Linked DNA regions of Mus musculus: region 1 is linked to region 2. A link is a loop called in an ENCODE intact Hi-C map of the cell type or tissue named here. Cell type or tissue: heart. All regions are shown on one strand. Each heading gives the region's core, and the rest is flanking DNA. Links, peaks and the distances in the headings are about the cores only. Region 1 overlaps Rslcan18 (regulator of sex-limitation candidate 18). Region 2 overlaps 4933433G19Rik (RIKEN cDNA 4933433G19 gene).

What was found. Hi-C counts contacts between places; a loop is a spot of excess contacts. Peaks named below come from ENCODE experiments on the same cell type or tissue, not always from the same donor. Only the 100,000 strongest peaks of a DNase experiment are listed, where the experiment ranks them.
Region 1: a loop joins it to region 2, with 10 times the contacts of the local background. A loop is called at or near these places in 7 of 42 quality-filtered maps.

The regions. Positions count from the first base shown.
Region 1 is chr13:67,104,312-67,113,824 of GRCm38, forward strand. It overlaps Rslcan18 (regulator of sex-limitation candidate 18), which reads right to left. Exons shown (of 7, transcript NM_001256052.1): 2 at 7,877-7,954; 3 at 3,659-3,742; 4 at 3,257-3,308. Among named protein-coding and RNA genes, the nearest start is that of Rslcan18, 5.0 kb to the right of the region's middle. In heart, for the core only: CTCF peaks have their summits at 4,467 (motif pointing right) and 4,668 (motif pointing left); DNase peaks (open chromatin) are centred at 4,350 and 7,960; H3K4me3 peaks cover 1,858 bases; H3K27ac peaks cover 1,481 bases.
Region 2 is chr13:66,998,468-67,007,980 of GRCm38, forward strand. 4933433G19Rik (RIKEN cDNA 4933433G19 gene) reads right to left here. Exons shown (of 9, transcript NR_045851.1): 4 at 7,923-8,069; 5 at 7,607-7,655; 6 at 4,672-4,802; 7 at 1,493-1,568; 8 at 83-221. Among named protein-coding and RNA genes, the nearest start is that of 4933433G19Rik, 29 kb to the right of the region's middle. In heart, for the core only: a CTCF peak has its summit at 4,529 (motif pointing right); no DNase peak of the experiment used is centred there.

The DNA.
Region 1 (9,513 bases), core at 830-8,829, 110 kb after region 2:
GACAATTCATTCCTAAGTTCTAAAAGACTAGAGATTCCAACTTAAACTACTATACTCAGCAAAAATTATCTGATGCAGTTGAAGGAGAAAGAACTTTCCAGGATACAAACAGGCTAATTCATGTTGATCAAACCAGTCCAGAAAAGAACCCTGGCAGCAGTGCTTTAGACTACAGAGAGGAATAAGCAGAGCCAAGACTGTAAGAAGAGAAGAAAGGAAGGTACAGTCACTCAGACACAAAGTGTGACAAAGAATGCCAAAAGGGAGGTTGGGGATTTAGCTCAGTGGTAGAGCGCTTGCGTAGCAAGCACAAGGCCCTGGGTTTGGTCCTCAGCTCTGGGGAAGAAAAAAAAATGCCAAAGAAAGAAAAAAAAAAAAAAAAAAAGGCAGACAGTAGTGGAGCACGCTTTTGATCCCAGCACTTTGGAGGCAGAGGCAGGTGGATCTCTGTGAGTTCTAGGCCATCCTGGTCTACAGAGTGAGTTCCAGGACAGGGGCTTCATAGAGAAGCCTTCTCTCAAAAACAAGACAAAATAAAACAAACAAAACAAAACAAAAAACAAAAGAAGAAAGCAGTAACTGAGTGGGGAAGCAAGCAGAACTCTACCCTTGTATGTACCTGAATAGCATTTATGCAAAAATGTATACCACTTCTTATTTTTCTTTTATAACATTGTAAAAAAAAAAAAATCAAGTGAATTTTTACAAGTTGGACTTCATCTTATTTTAGATGACCTTCTACTTGGGGAGTGGGGGGGGGAAGAGTATAGAGAACATTAACATATTTGCATCAAAATAGTGCTGAGATCTGCTTTTATAACTGAAATAAGAAAATTATTATGAAGTCAGACATAGAAACATGGTAAAATTATATTTAAATCAGTTGCAGCAAGAGTTAAAATGGGGACTTTGCATTAGGAAAAACCATGATGTATATGTGACTCTGACAACAGGAAAAATGTGTAACTATACACAACACGCATTTGACTGAAGATGGTACTTTGGTTCTTTCTATGGACACCACTGTGACATGCATGAGAAAAATTAATGTGACAGCTATTCATTTCTACTTTAACTTTTTTCTTTCATTTGTTTTTATTCACTTGTCAACTATAATAAGTTTTCCATAAAATATGAATTCCATGAATAGTGCAGGTTCCATGTATGAAGCCAAACCACACTTAGTTGGTTTGAATCTCATTCCACACTCCCAGTACATCCCAAAACATTCTTCCCATCAGGTGAGACTGAATGGATTTTATTCCAGTGTTCTATTCCTAGCTCACACACTAAAGGCTGACTGAGCCACTACCCAATGGAATAAATTCCTCAGAAAGATCCAAATGTTCCCAATGGAAATGCATGGTGAGTATTGACCAAGACAGAATGTGCCAGAACAAACTTTAGTGAGGAACCCACAAACTGCGGCTCAGGTGCTGCACAGAGGAAGATGACAAACTGAGGGCGTGTCCTTCAAAGAACAGCAAGGGCTTGGAACACAGCTCAGGGGAGAAGTTTTTACTCAGATATGTGAGGTCTGGGTTCGTTCAACTCCCAGCAGGCAGGAGGCAGAGACGATGCCATGTGTGTCCACTCCCTGTCTACATGTAAAGCAGCAAGGTACGACTTGGAGGACAGCCTCTGATATTCAGGTGTTTTCCTCTGGATGTGAAGAGCGGTACAGGCTTCCAACTCCTATGGCGTTTCAGGTATGACCAATGCAATGAGTTCTGATTTGCCTTCCTCAGTCAGCCAAGGGAAAGAGTACTGAGCGGTGGATCAAGGCCCAGTAGACATGATCCTACAATACTTCACAAGCTCCAGTACCTGTACTCCAGGGCAGTCACTCTGTGCCCAGACTGATGATCCGTGTCCGACATGGTGGAAAGAAAGAAGCAAATCTCTAACCGCTCTTCTGGCCTGCTCAGGAACAGCATGGCAAGTGGTTCCACGTGTATCCACAGACACACAGTCGGTCAGCCAGCCAATCAACACAGTAAACTGTACCGAAGGGAATGTCATTAGATTCATGTGACACAACACAGAGTAGAGAGAAAAGAGAGTTCAGGGTTGTGGCACACATCTTTCAATGTAGGTCTTGGATGAGGCAGACATAGTACCAAGTGTTCGAGGTAAGCCTTGTCTATATTGGGAGTTCAAGGTTAACATGTAGTATGTAAAGTCTTCCCTCATAAAAACGAGACAGAGAGAAATGTGGAAAACAAAGATTTTAGAAAATATGGTCTTTAATCTTACATTATTTGAAAAAGCGAACCATACAAATTAAAACCTGTACTTCAACAAATACCGGCCTAGATAACCCTAAATTAATTCACATGGGGTGAAGATAACAGGGGCTCCTGACATAGGAGGAGCCTCTCTAGGTTCTCTCTGCAGAAACAGCACTTGGGGAAGCTGAGGGATGACACATTACAATGGACAGATGAAAAAGAACAGCATAAATACACAAGCAAAGCCTAGGACTGTAAGCTTACCAAGCAGTTCATCCCTAACAGACTTGGAAAAGAGAGGAGGCCACAGAACAAGGACTTGTTCTAGATCCTCGCAAGTGAAGAGCGGTGAGAAGCCTATATAAACAATTAGTATCCTGAAAAACACCTCCCATCAGAAGAGCAGATGAGAGGCTGAGGAGATGGCTCAGTGGTTAAACACACTGGCTGTTCTTCCAGAGGACCCATCTGTGGGCTCACAGGCATTTGCAACTCCAGTTCCAGGGGACCCGCCCCTTGCCTGTCTTTAATAGGCACCAGACATACAAGTGATTCACAGATATACCTGAAGGCAAAATACTCATTAACACACACACACACACACACACACACACACACACACATATATAGATGAGAGAGAGAGAGAGAGAGAGAGAGAGAGAGAGAGAGAGAGGGAGAGAGAGCACAGAGGGAAACATCAATGGAGAAGGCTAATGAATCCCAAGTCACAAGAAGTATCAAGGAAGTTGTTTAATAGAAAACTCAGAATTGTCTTAAGGAAAACAAAAAACAAAAACAAAAAACCTAGACTTTTCCACACGTGAGAGATGAGAAGCACACCCTTCCATGTTCTTTACCCAGGAGATGGCCACCTGTCAGCAGGAAAACTGCTCAGCTCATAGACCAGCAAGAGCATCGTGAAGATAGAGACACTTCCCTGAGAGAACTAGAGCAGGTCCCCAATGGAAGCTGCAAGGATCATCACCTAATGCTGTCCCACACAGAACCACCACAGCACAGCTCACCAACTGATGCTGATAGGAGTCTGCTCTTCTCAGGCCACTGTGGACTGACTGCCTGTGGGTGGAGGGCAGAAGGTCTGTCGCTATGGTCTCACTAGGTGGGTTTTGACTAAATTCATGGAAACACTCCAGGACACTTAAGCTTAAGCGTGACAAAGTTTACTTTCTAGGTGGAAGAAATGCAACGCCTTTCTGGCCAGGGAGCAAAATGTGATTTCCTAAGAATTGCTTCGTCGTATCACCTAGTCCCCTGATCGGAATATGGAATCTCACTGCCCCCTCCTTCAGTGGAACCTGGTTCTGGACACAAGCCTAGAACAACAGAATAGAGTGGAAGTCACAAGAACTCTCGCACCTCCTGTCTGTGTGCCTCAGAGACATTTTGTGAGAGAAGTCCTGACAAACCTTGCCCTTCTCGAGTGTAGGTTCATCGTCCCTGTCCATTCCTTTTCCTCTCCTCGTTCTTCTAGAATGTAAGAGTTTATAAACCTTATAAACAAGAACACTAGATGTTTTACAAACTTTATAAACACGAGTACTTCGTTGCTATACAGTGCGGTCGTGACCAGAAACTCCACTTTCTCTAGACGAGCGGGGAAACCTGGCTACAGCCAGAAGAGAGTGAGTCAGCTAGTACCAGGATGCTTCCACAGCCAAGCTGGAAAGAGAGCTCCCAGCCTTGCCTTTCTTTCCACCATGTGGGAAGCATGTCTGAAGCAGCAGTAGACTGATGGCTGCTCCCAGCACCATCGCCGCCGTCCTCTCCGCAGCGCTGACTTAAATCCTGACTCAGCAGCCCAGCCTTGGTTAGAACAGCCCCTCCAAAGTGAGCTTTTCCCTATTTCATAGATGCCCCGTGACAACTCCTTTAAAGATGGACCTACCCGTCCACACTGCACAATCCCTCGGGCCTGGCGGGCTGCTCTGCACCCTGAACCAGCCTTCACCTCAGAGATCCAACTCCAGCAGGGTAGTTAGAAACTTGTTTGAGTCCAAAGTGGAAAAGGACTCGCTATGAAGGGCGGAACATGCGCAGAAAGAACTCAAAAGGCGCTCTGGCTTCCCTTGCTTGTTACGTCACATCGAGGGAGACTACATTTCCCATAAGTCTGTGTAATGGAGATCCAAGAGTCGCTGAATCCTATGTGAAAGGATGGAAACACACAGGTTCTGCCGCTAGAGGGAGACAGTGGAAGGAAATCAGGCTGCTTTTAAAGTCTTCTGCTCACAACTGTGATGTTGGAATGTGAAACCTTACGCTAATGTTTATTAAGTGTACTGGTTATTTCTGGTCACTTTACTGTGGTTTCACTCAGCTCTGCTAACTGTAGGAAAACGTTCATTTGACTCAATTTTTACTTGGAGATAATTACAAAAAACTAACATGGGAAGTCACCGCTACGTCTTTCGAATGTGCTTTGAAGACAGGTTCGGCGGCAGCCACCTGGTGGCAGCTGCTCCTGTATTGAAATGAAAAGAACAAAAAGGAATTGGAGGAAGCTGGGTGATGTGACAAGTTCCATAAAGTCAGGAGGCCTTGGTTTTAGTGTGCGACACTGAAAACAGCCCACACAGGAGAACCAAAATCAGTCTTGTGGTGGCAGGGACACAGAGAAATTATTCCCTGAATACCGTGGTCTCAGAAATATGTTCCCGGGAACACAAAATGAGCTACAAACCCACTTTGCAGCATGGATGTGTGTACCCTCCTGTCTTTTCATAAGGATTGTCACTCCTGTATCTGTCACTGCTGAGGTCAAATCATATACAAACTCTATACATGTTAGTACTTGCAACAGACACTGATTCTCAAGGAAACTATTTCTGAGCAGACATACTGGGAAGTTCATATTTCATTTTCTCTCACCATAAGCCACTCACATTTTCTCTCTATGGCGTTTTTGTTGTTACTACTTCCTTGAAATGATTGATCATGAGTTGAGTCATAGCAGGTGACAGGTATATAATACATTTACGTTATAATGTACTCGGGAAATGAATACTACACTGCGGTAAAGAAGGAGGCAATAATGACAAGAGAATCCTGCAAGGTTAACAATCCGAAGTATGTCTTCAGAAGAGGTACAAAACTACATTCCCAGTATGTCTATGTGTTTCCTGATGAGAGATGTGTTAATGAAGGTTCCTACAATGTATCTGGGGTAGTGGTACTAGCTCAGTATGTGGTGGCCATAGGGACTCTTGAAAATTGCACAAACAGTTGATTTTACTGGATTTTTCAGGAACATATTTTTAATATGACTTTTAGCAGGTATTTATTCATGTATTTTGTATGAACATTTTTAAAGTGAGGGAATAATATTACCTTCAAATATCACTTTCTTTTCTAAAGTAAAAACCTATTATTTAATGTTCTTTTCTTGGTTTAGTCCAAACAAGTTTTCTCTGTGTAGTCCTGTCAGTCCTAGACCTAAATCAGTAGACCAGAATGGCCTCCAACTCAGAGATCCACCACCCACTACCTCCTGAGTGCTGGAATTAAAGGCGAGCATCACCATGCCCAATGGAAATTTTAATTATATAATTTTCTTTCAATTTTATGTGTATATGTCGGTGTACACACGTATGTAGAATGTATGCATGTACTTTTTTTGTACATTAGCCTGAGCATGTTAGATTAAGGGACCTGATCCTCTGGAACTACTGCTACATGTACTTGAGAGCCATGATGTGCTTGTTGGAAACCAAACCCAGATTCTCGGCAAGAAGACTAAATTCTCATAACTACTTTAGCCTTCAAACTTACACTTTGAAGTGAACTTGCCAAACATCACACCTAATGAGAATGTTTCAATGAGGGGAAATTAAATGAACAAGATATTATACAACCTATCTTATTAGAGGTAATAGATAAATTTGTCAGCAGGGTCTAAACAAACACATTCAGCCTGAGAACTTAACTTCTGGTAGACTTTTTCATAACTATGTCTGGGTTACTATTATTTTACCTAATGGGACTCCCTCTTAGATCCTGCACATATAGTTTGTACCTGCAACATGGTAGCTCCTCCTCCTCTTGAATTAGCATCAAGGAATAGCAACTCTCAGATGAGTCAGTACCCTTTCAATTAGGTTTCCAGGTAACAGACACAAACATACACACATGTTGGAGTTTGGTCTGGCGATGTTTGTATTCATATGTTAAGTTATATACCCCAACATCTGGTTGTCCCAAGAAGAGAAAATTCTCACATACACCAGCCTTTGTTGTACAAACCTTACCCCCCAGTTTGAAATGATTAGTTAAATAAAAATCGCTATGAACAATTACTGGGGAGAATAGAGAGAGGCAGGGTATAAGTTACTGGGCTGGGGGTTGAAGGAAGGGGTTACAGTGAGCGGGACCAGAGTGTGCAGGGCTGGAGCAAGAGACAAGGGTAGAAAGATTATAAATGCAATACAGGGGGCTGGAGAAATGGCTCAGCGGTTAAGAGCACTGACTGCTCTTCTGACGGTCATGAGGTCAAACCCCAGCAACCACTTGATAGCTCACAACCATCTGTAATGAGATCAGATGCCCTCTTCTGGTGTGCCTGAAAACAGCTACAGTGTACTTACATATAATAAATAAATAAATAAATAAATAAATAAATAAATAAATAAATAAATAAATAAATCTTTAAGTCTTTAAAAGAAAACAAACCAACAAGCAAACAAACAAACAAACAAAAAGAATCAGTACACACACCACTGTGATCCCAGGCGCTCTGCCCCTGATCTTAGGAAAGCTGAAGAGGAGGTATGCATGTGTTTAGAAAATACCCGGGTCAAGTTTGTGAGAGGCCATGATGAGGGGGCTGTGGTAGATGGGATGGTGTCCTAGAGTGAACACAAATATTAAATTTCCCACACAGACTAATGGATGAGAAGTGTCGTCAAGGAATTTACACATGGAAAGATCAACACATGGATTCTGAAATTTCTTGGAGTAAACCTCAGAGACTTGCACTTATCACGTTGTTCAATGATTTTAAACATCTGTGCCCCTGACCCACCCTTCACTGAATGGATTCCAGTGTTCGACTGAACCCTTTCTCTAGCTGTGGCACCTTCTTCATGTATGGCTCACAAAGTGTTTCAGAACAGGAGAACAAGGATTAGTTAAGTTCATTTGTATTACTGTGTTTAACACCACATGCACCTTCATTATAGCCACCTGTTTTACCCTAAGCTCCCCTGTCTGTTTTCTACTTTGTATCAGATATAATGTGTCGAGAAATTGTCCGTGCTAGTGAGCCTTGCTTTCTGATTCTTGTCCTAAGAAAGAGCCTGACATGCTGTACTGATAGAGTAACCAATGATGGCTTCAATAAGCATCTTAAAAACATAGTACTCAGTCGTACAATAGCTTCCTGCTTTCTTATTTTTAAGTAAAGAGGATCAATCTGAATTTTCCCTTCGGTTGCAAGATTCTATAAATTGATATGAGCTTTAAAATCACGGCGTCTTAGCAGAAATAACTAGGAAACCTGATAAACATTACTGAGAAAGGCTCCACTCACAGGCTAAATTCGGGTGCTGTGTCCACAGGACTTTAAAAGAGCCTGAATGGCATGTGGTTGCACATGTACTAAATTGAAGCCCATATCCCTCAAAGTGTACCTGCTCACAGTTGAGCAGGAGCACAAGCTCTGTGGAAATCCTCTTCTCTGCGTTCCTGGAAGTCTTTCGCACTGACTCCTGGAAAATGAAGTCCCGAGCACTAAGACATCACCAGAGGGGGTTGAGGATATTTAACTTTCACGTTCTGCCTTCAAACTTCGCTTCTCTCCAAAGTTAGGCGAGTGTCCTGCTCAAAACTGGTCTTGGAACTCTGACATGGTGGTTGGTGCAGGGAACAGCGCCGTTCTGCAGATTTGAGGGACTGTGCACCGTGTTGAGTCTGGTGCGTAGAGAGCTGACTCGGGCTTGTTTGGGAAACAGAGGAAGGTGCTGTGCTGACCTAGGCTGGACCACTGCCCCTGGTGCACGTTTGACCTGGAAGAGGGACTCATGCCAAAGCCATGTGCTGTGTCCAGTCTCTTTGGACAATCCTGCAGCCCGAGTCTACTTATGCTTCTAGGACTGGAGGGCTAGCTCAGTATCTAAGGAATGGAGAGGGTTGGAAAAAACAGGATTGTGAGGGTATGGTGGGTCTGCTGACTGCTAGTGTCTGAGGTTGTTCAAGCTTTACTGGGGAATCATGATGGTACTAGCTGACTCACTCTCACATATGGCTGGTGTCAGATTTCTCAGGATATCTGGGGCATGTGAGGTTTTTGTCTTCTGTATTTATAACCTGCCCAAGACTCTTAGTTTGAGCTGACAGAAGTTTCTAAACATCCTATTTTATGAAGACAGTTTTGTGAATGTGATTAGTTTAAGGGATGTCGGTCCTGATTAGTAAGTTGACACTTTTTCTGACAGCTACATGGAAATGGTGCCTACTGTACACAACCTCAGATCTGACTCCCCAGACTAACATAGTTATAGTCACAGAATAATCCTGTAAATTTGGAATGCCGTGGCTCATTCAGGATTCTCACCATACATTTTGCCACAACAGTCAAACCACGTGTTTGTGAGCCAGATAGTGGCATAGGACATTGAAGTCCACTCTCAGGAAGCATGGCCTTCAGACCACCCTGTCCTATCTACTGGGATTTTCAGTGAGTTTCCAACCATATCTAAAATAATAGACACTATCTAGTTAGCGTTGCTAACCTATAGAAAAAACAATAACATTATATGAAGTAGGAAAAGAACACAGCCTTGTATAGCAACAGCTTCCTTACAATGTGCATACAGCAGCCTGCTCACATAGCATTAGCACCAAATGTTCGCGTATATTTTGAATTAAACAGCCCTATGATTGAACTTAGGACCTAGTTTGTGACTCATCTCTGTTATCTCTGCATTTTATGGGGATGAGTCAGCAATCCCAGAGTTCAAAATCATCCTCTGCTTCATAGCCATTCATGGTGAGCCTAGGCTACATGAGACTCTGGGTTTAGAAAATATTCTTTAAAAAATAGTTTATTGAGTGTAGTAATTACTTCTTCTGGCTCCTCTTACCTTCTGAGCACCTGATATCTTCTAATTATCAAAACTTACACATGGGCTCAGGCATGTTCTATGGACTGTGTTTGAAATCTAATTTACAATTTTTTTCAGTAGCATCCTGTTGCTAATGGCATCAGATGTTGGTGAGTGGAAACTGTTGGCATTTCTGGTGGGGAGTGATTCTCCTCTGAACTGGC
Region 2 (9,513 bases), core at 1,027-9,026:
CCCTCCCTTCCTTCCTTTCTTTTTTGAAAAAGAATTCCCAGATGAGAGATTTAAATCAATCATGAAGAAAAACTCGACTCACCGTTATTGCTCTGGGTGAACACTTGAGTTAAGAGCCACCCACAGACTTGCTTTCTCAGCCAGCCACACATGTCCACTGGTCCACCCCAAGAGGCTATGGCAGGCCACAGCTCTAAACTTTGCCATAGTGTTCCATGAGCCTGTTTAAAGGGGAACAAAGAGGTACCTATCATTCCTCATCCCTCATTTTGCAGTTCTGGAATTGAACTTGGGGCCTCTTGTGTACTAGACACGGGCTCTGCTACTGAGATTTGGCTCTCTCCTCACATTCCATCAAACAAAACAGGCTTTTTTGGGGGGGTTTTCAAGACAGGGTTTCTCTGTATAGCCCTGGCTGTCCTGGAACTCACTTTGTAGACCAGGCTTGCCTTGAACTCAGAAATCCACCTGCCTCTGCCTCCCGAGTGCTGGGATTAAAGGCATGCGCCACCACGCCCGGCCAAAACAGGCTTTTATGAATATATTTATAACTTTTAAACATTGCTTTGCTTTGCAGATAGAAGAGTGTTTTATTTCTGTGCAATTTTGATAAGCCTAAAATTTTGTATTGCTCATATAGGTTGTATGAGGGTTTCCAAGTTTGTTTTCCAGGACAGTTCAGGGACTGGCACTGTGGGACTCATCTAGCGGGTAGGCCAACCCCTCTGAAGAGGCACATGCCCAACTTCTATAATTAGACAGAAAGTGCCTGTGGAGTGTGCAAGAATCAAAGCATACAAAGCATTATTTCTCTATGGCTTTGTAGGAAACAGCTAGGAAAGTCCTTAGATACTTTCCATGTGCATTGAATTCAAACTTTCATTTTCACTTTGAGAAAGTGTTTTAGCTACGGCAATGAGGAAACCAACACTGTGCATAACTGTGCCGTTTTCCCCCACACCATACCACTGGTCCTAGTCTAAGTTTCTGCCGACGTCTGGAAATTGACCCTAGGTTGATTGAAAGTAGAGCGTATGTTCCAGAGGTATCTGTTAGTGAGTGGTGACTATAAGTCATCTCATGACCCTCTTGAAAGATTGCTGGCTTTAAAGATACCACAGTTCATGGTGTAAAGCAGGAGGAGATTTTGAGTGTCTTTCTTGTCAAATCCTCTCCCTTTTGTTATCCTTGGTCCTTACAGGCCTCTCTCCTTTCCCTCATGTCCCTTTCACCTTTCACCAAGAGGCTTTGCCCACTTGCCCTCCCAGCCATGCTTAGATGTTCACTACCCCACTGAGGTTTTAGTGATACTCAGCATCTCGTAAATGCCAGCCTTTGCTGCAACTGCCTCCTAAGTGAACTTGGAAATCAAGGTCTCACCCAGGAAAATAAAATTAGTTCTATCAGTTCCAGCTTTCTTGGTTCCTACTTAGAAACCACTTGCTTTAGAGCATCCTAAGAAATAATACCTGCTTTGTTCAATAAGGCTTACCTTTTGAAATTTAGTCTAGAATGTTTGGAGGTAAATGGTGAATTTCCCAGCCTTCACAGAGTGAACAGAAGGGAGCCTGGGCAGAGGAAAAAAAGGTTTACCACTGGATGGGAAATAAGAAACTGGGCCTTTGGGGATAGACTGCAGTATACCCTCTAAACACTGGGTGCTTGGAACCCATTCGTTGTACTCGGTGACTGTCATGGGACTCCTGGGATCACCATATGTTTATTAGGTGAGTGTCACTTAAATATCTAGAAATCCAACAAGTGGACACTTGTACCTATGTATTTTTTATTTCTGTATGGAAAAAGACCTCTGGCTCCTGCATCCCAGCACCTAGTAGACCATCGCTTTTTTCTTTTTTTTTTTTTTTTTTTTTTACAAGGATGCATGTTGCTATGATTATATTTAAGATTTTGTTCTTTGCAGTAGATATTGGAGTGGCTGATACTGATGGGTCACAGTATTACTGCTCATCCAGAATTACTAGATTTTCATATCTCCCTTTATCACCTTTTATTCTAAACCTGATGATAAGACAGTCACAGGTAAAGGTTATAATATTTTTTTTTAGTCAGACTTTTGAAATTTGATGCAATAAATAAACATAGTAGCTTTTCAATTTTACTATCTTCTGTGGACTTAAAGTAATTTTGTTAGCATATATTGATTGTACGAAATAATATGTTTCCTTTCCATTCATGTATGCATTGTACTTAGATTATACTTCCCATCATTCCCTTTTGCTTTTCCTCTTACCCTGGTGGCCTCCTTTCTCTTCCCAAATAATTTAAAGGAATAATGACTAATGTCTACAAAAGAAGGGACAAATAGCTAGACTTGAATTGTTTAGCTTGAAGGCCTGCTAAATTGTAAAAGATCTTCCTTCTCTCTGATGTCTCCTAAAACTGTTCTTTGGTCCACTTTAAAATTTTCATCTGGGACTTTGTCTACCCTGCTATTACTTTCTTTGAATGTGTTGGACGGATTTAAAAGAAAAGAGAAGAAAATGACAAACAACAACAAAACAAAAACACAAGGGTTTTCTATGTATCCCAGGCTGGCCCTGAGATCACAGATGTCTTCCTTTTTCAGCCTACTGAGTGCTATGATTCCAGGCCTATAGAAACTTGAAGCTTCCTGACCTCTAAGGTGATATATTTTGCCACAGTCCCACACTGTTCAAAGGTTGCAATAGTCTAGGTCCCATTGAGGCTTCATATGGCTCAGCTTAGTTTATATTTCTCTATAATCTGGACCTCATTATTCATGCTGAAAACTGGCCTTTATATACAGTGTCCCTGACTCACTAGAGAAGTGCATGTCAGGCTAGCTTCCTACCCACAGTCCTAGGAAAGACTTCCAGGCCCCCTGCATGACTGACTGCTGTTTAATGCACAAAAGAGGGTATTAGCACATCTCGTCCACCAGCGCCTACTAATGACAGGAACATTATGGAGAAAATATAATTTGCTAGAAGACTTTGCTTGCCCAGCTGAGTCAACCAGCTTGAGGGCCTTTTCAGGTATCTGGACGTATGCTTACATTTTGTAGTATAACTATATGTTACTTACTGCATTTTCTTTGGTACTGGAATGTTCTGATGACATTGAAACTGTGAGGGTCTGTATATTGTGGGCTCCAATGGCCATAGTAGTCAGGCATTCACGTTCCAGGGTAGAGAGCCCTCTCCCCTTTCTACGTGCTGAAAAGAGGACTCTCTGTGGTTCCACAAACCACAACAAATGAGATTTGCCTATCATTAAAAGAAAGTGACTTCTCCAAATCTCATATAAAAGAACCAAAAGATTGTATTGGTATATGTAAAGTACACCTAATACCCTTCATTATAGGGTCAAATTGTAGGCAGGATGACAGAATGCTCCCTTTCTAGAAGTATGACCTCTGACTCGGCTCACTGTCATAACCAAGGGATGCTGGTCTCATTGCTCTGTATATCACAGGCTGATAAGGTTTGTTCTAGGCAGGTACAACCAGGAACGAGTAAAGTCTCTGGCTTGCCTGCTTATTAGGATCTCGTACCTTCTCTTGGAGTGGAAATACCCAGATCAGCTGCAGGAGGACAAGTTTTATATAGCACCATAGAGAACAAGTTTTCAAGACAACAGCACTTGGAACCTCTGAAACAACTGCATGTAGTTCTCAGAGCCCGTATATTTCCAGCAGCCTCCAAAACACAGGACTTCACTTATGCACCAGTTGCCAGAGTAATATCCTAATTCCAGAGGAAAGGTTGTCCCAGATGCTCACATGAATGTATGTTCTGTGAGCCCTGTAGTTTGATGGCCTTTTTCTTGGATAAGAGGCATGGGACAGTTGGACCCTTGTTCCTGAGTACTAGGCCAAGAAGAAGCTGTTAGGTCAACCCAAGGCTCTTTTTCGAGTCTGGACACAATGCTTATGTTCCTGTCCTGTTCTCCACCACCTGACAGAGCCTCTGTGCCTCCAGCCGCAGATGACTGGTGGACAGTCAGATTGTGTACGCCTCTTCTTCAAAGAGACTCAGGTATCAGGGCCTCATTTAAGGTGACCAAACTGCCACTTTCCATATGTTGGCTACAAGTCTAGTACTCGAAATTGGGGTCTGTCTAACCATTTGTGTACGTGGCCTGAACAGGCTAAGATTTCATCCCTAGAAACAAGATTCTACCTCTCTCTGGGAATCCTGTCCACTTCGCTCCCTCTGCCTGCAGTAATGTGATTTACAATCTGGAGAAGTCATAGAGCTTTGCCCTTCTCTTCTGAAAAAACAGAAAGTACTGGAAAGAATGTAAATTATACATAACAAATTTCTATAGTCACCAGTAATGGGATGGCTGGGGTGGGTTATTTTATTATATTTTTAATAAGGACTGCATGTGGCTTTAATTTCTAAGGCCCCATATTTCTAGGAAGAACAGATAACAGTGAAATGTCCTTCTGAGATAGTGGGTTTTTTTTTTTTTAATGGAAAATACTTCTTCATGACTTACTAAATACTTTGAAGTGATCATTCAACACTGATGAAGATGGGACAGTAGGTGGCAGTAACATTCTAATCTTTCTAGGATTAGCCTGTGTCAGTCCATCCCAATACCCAGTATTTATACTTAGCCACCTCCCAAATTTCACTTCGCAGGAGTTTTGGCTGGAGTAGTTTTGAGTTTTCTTTTTACCTCTCTTGGTGGAAATTCTGTTCAGGGATCACACTGCTACTGCAAGCAGGAAAAACAGCCTCAAAGTTGTCCTGGATCGTTGTGAGTCTGCTCTGGCTTATTTCACAAGCTAGACAGCAGTGGCCCTTGACCTGCCAAGGAGGGAGGAAGTCACTGGTTGCTACATAGATTCCTGCTTCTAGGATCCTCAGACCACAGAGGCTGGGCTGGAGTTGCTTTACTGGTGTTGAACATTTTCCCATTTGACCTAGCCTCATTCCAGTTCAGAGCAGTGGGTGAAAGCTGCAAACACATAAAGAGCTCAAACTTTCCCAGGCTACTGTTGTAACAGCCTGTCTGTCAAAGTATCAAAGTCAACATGCTTCTGTTTTTCTTGGAGTGACTATACTGACAGTAGAGCAGTGTGGTGTGAATATGTTGCTTAAAATCACAAACAAATGCTGGGGCCTAGAAAACACAGTAGTGGATGCTCACAGTCAGCTATTGGATGGATCACAGGGCCCCCAATGGAGGAGCTAGAGAAAGTACCCAAGGAGCTAAAGGGATCTGCAACCCTATAGGTGGAACAACATTATGAACTAACCAGTACCCTGGAGCTCTTGACTCTAGCTGCATATGTATCAAAAGATGGCCTAGTCGGTCATTACTGGAGAGAGAGGCCCATTGGACTTGCAAACTTTATATGCCCCAGTACAGGGGAACGCCAGGGCCAAAAAGTGGGAGTGGGTGGGTAGGGGAGTGGGTGGGAGGGTATGGGGGACTTTTGGTATAGCATTGGAAATGTAAATGAGGAAAATACCTAATTAAAAAAAATCACAAACAAATTCACCTACAGAATACCCTCACAAATGCCCATTCACTCATTAGTATTTTTGACTGTCATTTCTTTAAGCAACATTTGATTCATAAAGTGTCTTGGTTTCACTTTGTAAGCTACCACATTTAATGTGTCCTGGAACCCAGCATCCTACATCCTGCAGGGCCATTTTGCTCCCTTCGTTTTCCTCCTAGAGTTCAATCAACCATGGAACTTGATAGCCCTTCTTTTACTAAGTGTTAATTAGAAAATACCTTAAGCTGGCTGTAGTGGCAAATGCCTTTAATTCCAGCACCCAAGAGACTGAGGCAAGTTCTAAACCAGCCATGTCTATATAATGAGAGCCTATTTTAACAACAGCAACCAAATGAAACAAAAATACCACAAAGTATCTCTTTGAAAATAACTGAAGACTCCTGGTCAATCTTCAGGACCTGGAGTATCCATCCTCTCTTCCCCCATACTTGTTTGAATATTTTTACCAGATCACAAAACAGGCTCTGAGTTTCTCCCTTACCCACTGATTCATAACACCCCAAAAGCCAGGCTTTGTGGGGCACCTACTTGGGATTTATAAGCTTGAGATCTTGTCTATGAAAAAAATAATTTAAAAAACTCTTAGGCATAATGTTTCACAAAAAGTAATGCCATGAAGCCTGATTTGTTAGGCTATCCCTGAAAGCCTTGGAAAAGCCCCATACCAAAGGAAGGGACTTAAAGCATTGGTTTCATTAATTTCACAGAAAACTTTCCTCTACCAACCATAATAATTCACTTCATCTGCTTAGAGATCAATCAAGCTACATCTTGTATTTTCCCCCATAAATTGTGCAGATTCCAAGATACCATTGATTCTGCTGCCCTCTGAGCCTTCAAGCCTACCCAAATTTTCTGAAGAAATGGATATTGGATGGGATTTGCTGTTCCTCAGGCCCGGCAAACTGTCTAGTCTCATCAACATAGTTCTACTCTGAGGTGCTCCCATCCTTGTTGGCACAGCAGGAGCCATCTACACATGGTCTGCTCTTCTGCCTAGACGGGACTGGGCTCTTGAGGCTCACGGAGCCAACTCTGTCATCCAACCACCCTCTTCCTCCTTGAGGACCTTCCTTGGGATCTAAGTAACTACCCATCATTGACAGGACTTACCCAAATCCAAGAAAGTCCTATAATGAATGGCTGCTTCCAAAAGAAAAAGGACCTTCAGTTCCTTTCCTCCCAGTTGGCCTGCAGATCCATCAGCTTCTCTCTTCTGTGCTTCTTGTTGGCAAGGGGTGTGGCTTGCAGATAATTTTCCAGGTCCCCAAAGCAAAACTGAAATATTCTGTTGCTGCAGTCTCCCAGTTCCCAATTTTATTGTTCCTTCCCATTAAGCTGGCAGGACCCAAGTCATCAGACCTGACAGTTTATACAGGAATCTCTGCTCCTGTAGATGTCTCTTCCCTCCTAATGGGACCAATAACCACTCTGGTTTTCAAATGGGGATCATGGTAGTGTTACTGAACTTAGCTGAGCTGCAAGATCTGAGATGCCAGGCATCTGCTCTATGTCTAAGGAAGATGCTCTTCATCTTGCAAGGCTGCTCATTGCTTTAATGAGAACATAACTCACAAGAAAAGGCATCTCCACTGGTGGTTGTACTCAAACTGAACTAATTATCATCCATCTTTGTAACTCTCTTGCTGGGACCAGTTTAGTTTAAGGAACTATTTTTTGCTTTTAAACACAAACGTGTTTCTTGCATAAGTTTACCAGACAAGCAATAATGAGCCACTGAGTTAAATGTTTTCCTGTGGGGGGAGAAAAAGTTTGGGTTTTTTTGTTTGGTTTGTTGGCTTTTGTTTTTGTTTGTTTGTTTGGTTGGTTGGTTGGTTTGGGTTGGTTTTTAAACATGTTTCCCAGAGAAAGCCACTCTCGTGTGCAACATCCACGTATGAGTGTCTGTACTATCTGACTAATCTGCACTAATTTCTTGGGTAATAAAGCAAAGACAAATCACTCATCTAGCCTCAGGGAGAGGCCATTACTCCCAGTTCCTTGTGCTGATAGGAACCAGAGGATTAGGGTGTATTAAAAGACCGCTGAGGAGATGAAACAGAATCACACATTTTCACTCACCCAAGGAAAGTCACTCCCAAATGTTCAGCCTGTTGTGCAGCTTCTGGTTCTAAAAGGGTGAAAGAAGAGGAGGAATTAGCTTGGGTAGTGCAAAGCCCTGCAGAAAACACTTCACAGGAACAAAAGAAAAAGGAGCCAATGGAAAAGTCTGGGAGAGGAGGGGACTCATGGTAGGTCTCTGAGCGAACTCCAACATTTGCAAGATTTGGAGGCTTAGAATCATTAAAACACTTGGCCAGAGCTGGCTATGCCAGAGACAGGGTTCTCGCCCACTCCTACTATTTGGGTTCCTACCTTGTGTGTGGTGTTCACCTACCGTTGTAAGGATGACCGTCTGTTCCTTGTGCATTGGGAGTCACTGTCTGTTCAGTCAGATGCCTTTCCCTCTTCCTCATCCTGCACAGTTCTCATCTCCAGGGCCCAGATCTGTTCCCGTAGGGCTTCTGTCATCAGGGGTTCCAAACTTTGAAGGTAATGTGCAGAAAGACAGAAGAATATACAGATAAGTGTACTCAGGTACTTTATTCTTGCTGTGACCAAAATCCTGGTAAGCAATGTAAGGGAGGGGATAATTTTGACTCAGTATTTGAGGATACAGTACACCATGACAAGAAAACCTATTGACTAGTCATATTGTGCCCTCGAGAAGCAGAGAGAAATTAATGCTGGTACTCAGTTTACTTTCTCCTTTTTATTCAGTCTGGGACCCTGCTTGTTTAATGGTCCTACCCTCATTTAAGGCGAGGCTTCCTTCTTCAGTTAAGCCTTTCTAGAAACGATCTCATAGACATATCTAGAGGTGTATTTCCATGATGATTCTAAATCTGGTCAGATTGACAATGAGCAGTGACCATCAAAAGAGTTGCGGACATACCTTCCAATTAAAGCATTGTGGGTGGCAGTACATGAGGTGACCTGAAGTGTTTAGAAAGTGCAAAGAAGGTCCAGCAAGTTGACTCAGCAGGTAAGGGCACTCACCACTGAGCCCAAACTATCTGAGTTAAGTCCTCAAGATAAACATGGTAGAAGGACCGAACCAATTCCCACAGTTGTTATCTGACTCCCCCCTCCCAACATATTCCATGCCATGTATGGCATGAGTAAACACACACACAAACATACACACACAAATCCACTAAATAAATACAAGAAAATGCTAAGGACGGGGGGTGGGGGGAAGTGCTAAAGGTAAGGCTTTCAAAAGATGAAAAACAAGAAGGGAAAATGAGAATGAGTTTCCACTCTCTGGGGAAAGAGCTCAGCTTAATGGTCCTTCCTGCTATAAACCCTATGATTGCACAGACCTTTGCTTTTTTTTCTGCACTGAGGGTAGAACCAGCCCCACCCCCACCCTCTGGCTCCCCAACTAGGCTATATATCCAACCTGCTTCATACTCTATCAGGTCTCCTAAGATAAGCTCTGGCCTCTGTTCACTCCGGTAATTTTCTCTTTTCATTTCTGCTTCCAGTCATATTGTCCTGTTATCATCATCCCGTGAAACTATATTAGAACCTCCCTCATCATGGCCTGTTCCTTTCATCACTACTAGGCAAGTTGTCATCTTGGAGGATCTACCCTCCATGAACAGCAGAGAGTCTCAGGAAGGAACAGTTGGCATCAGCCTTGACCATGAATCTGTCAACTTACACTCTTTTCATATGTTCTCTTTAACATGAGAAAGGTAGAACAAAACTGAAACCCAAGATGGCCTAACCTCATTTTAAATACCACCCAGAGTTCCTGAGGAGTAACTGTCATGAACTGCATTTCAGAAGTGCTGTGGAGATTAAACCTAAAGACACAAGGACGGGACACATCATCAGGGGTAGACGTTGAAGACTAGACCAATAATCTTGGCAGGAAAACCTAGAGCCCTCTCTAAAAGGAGATGTCTTGAACCATCTTT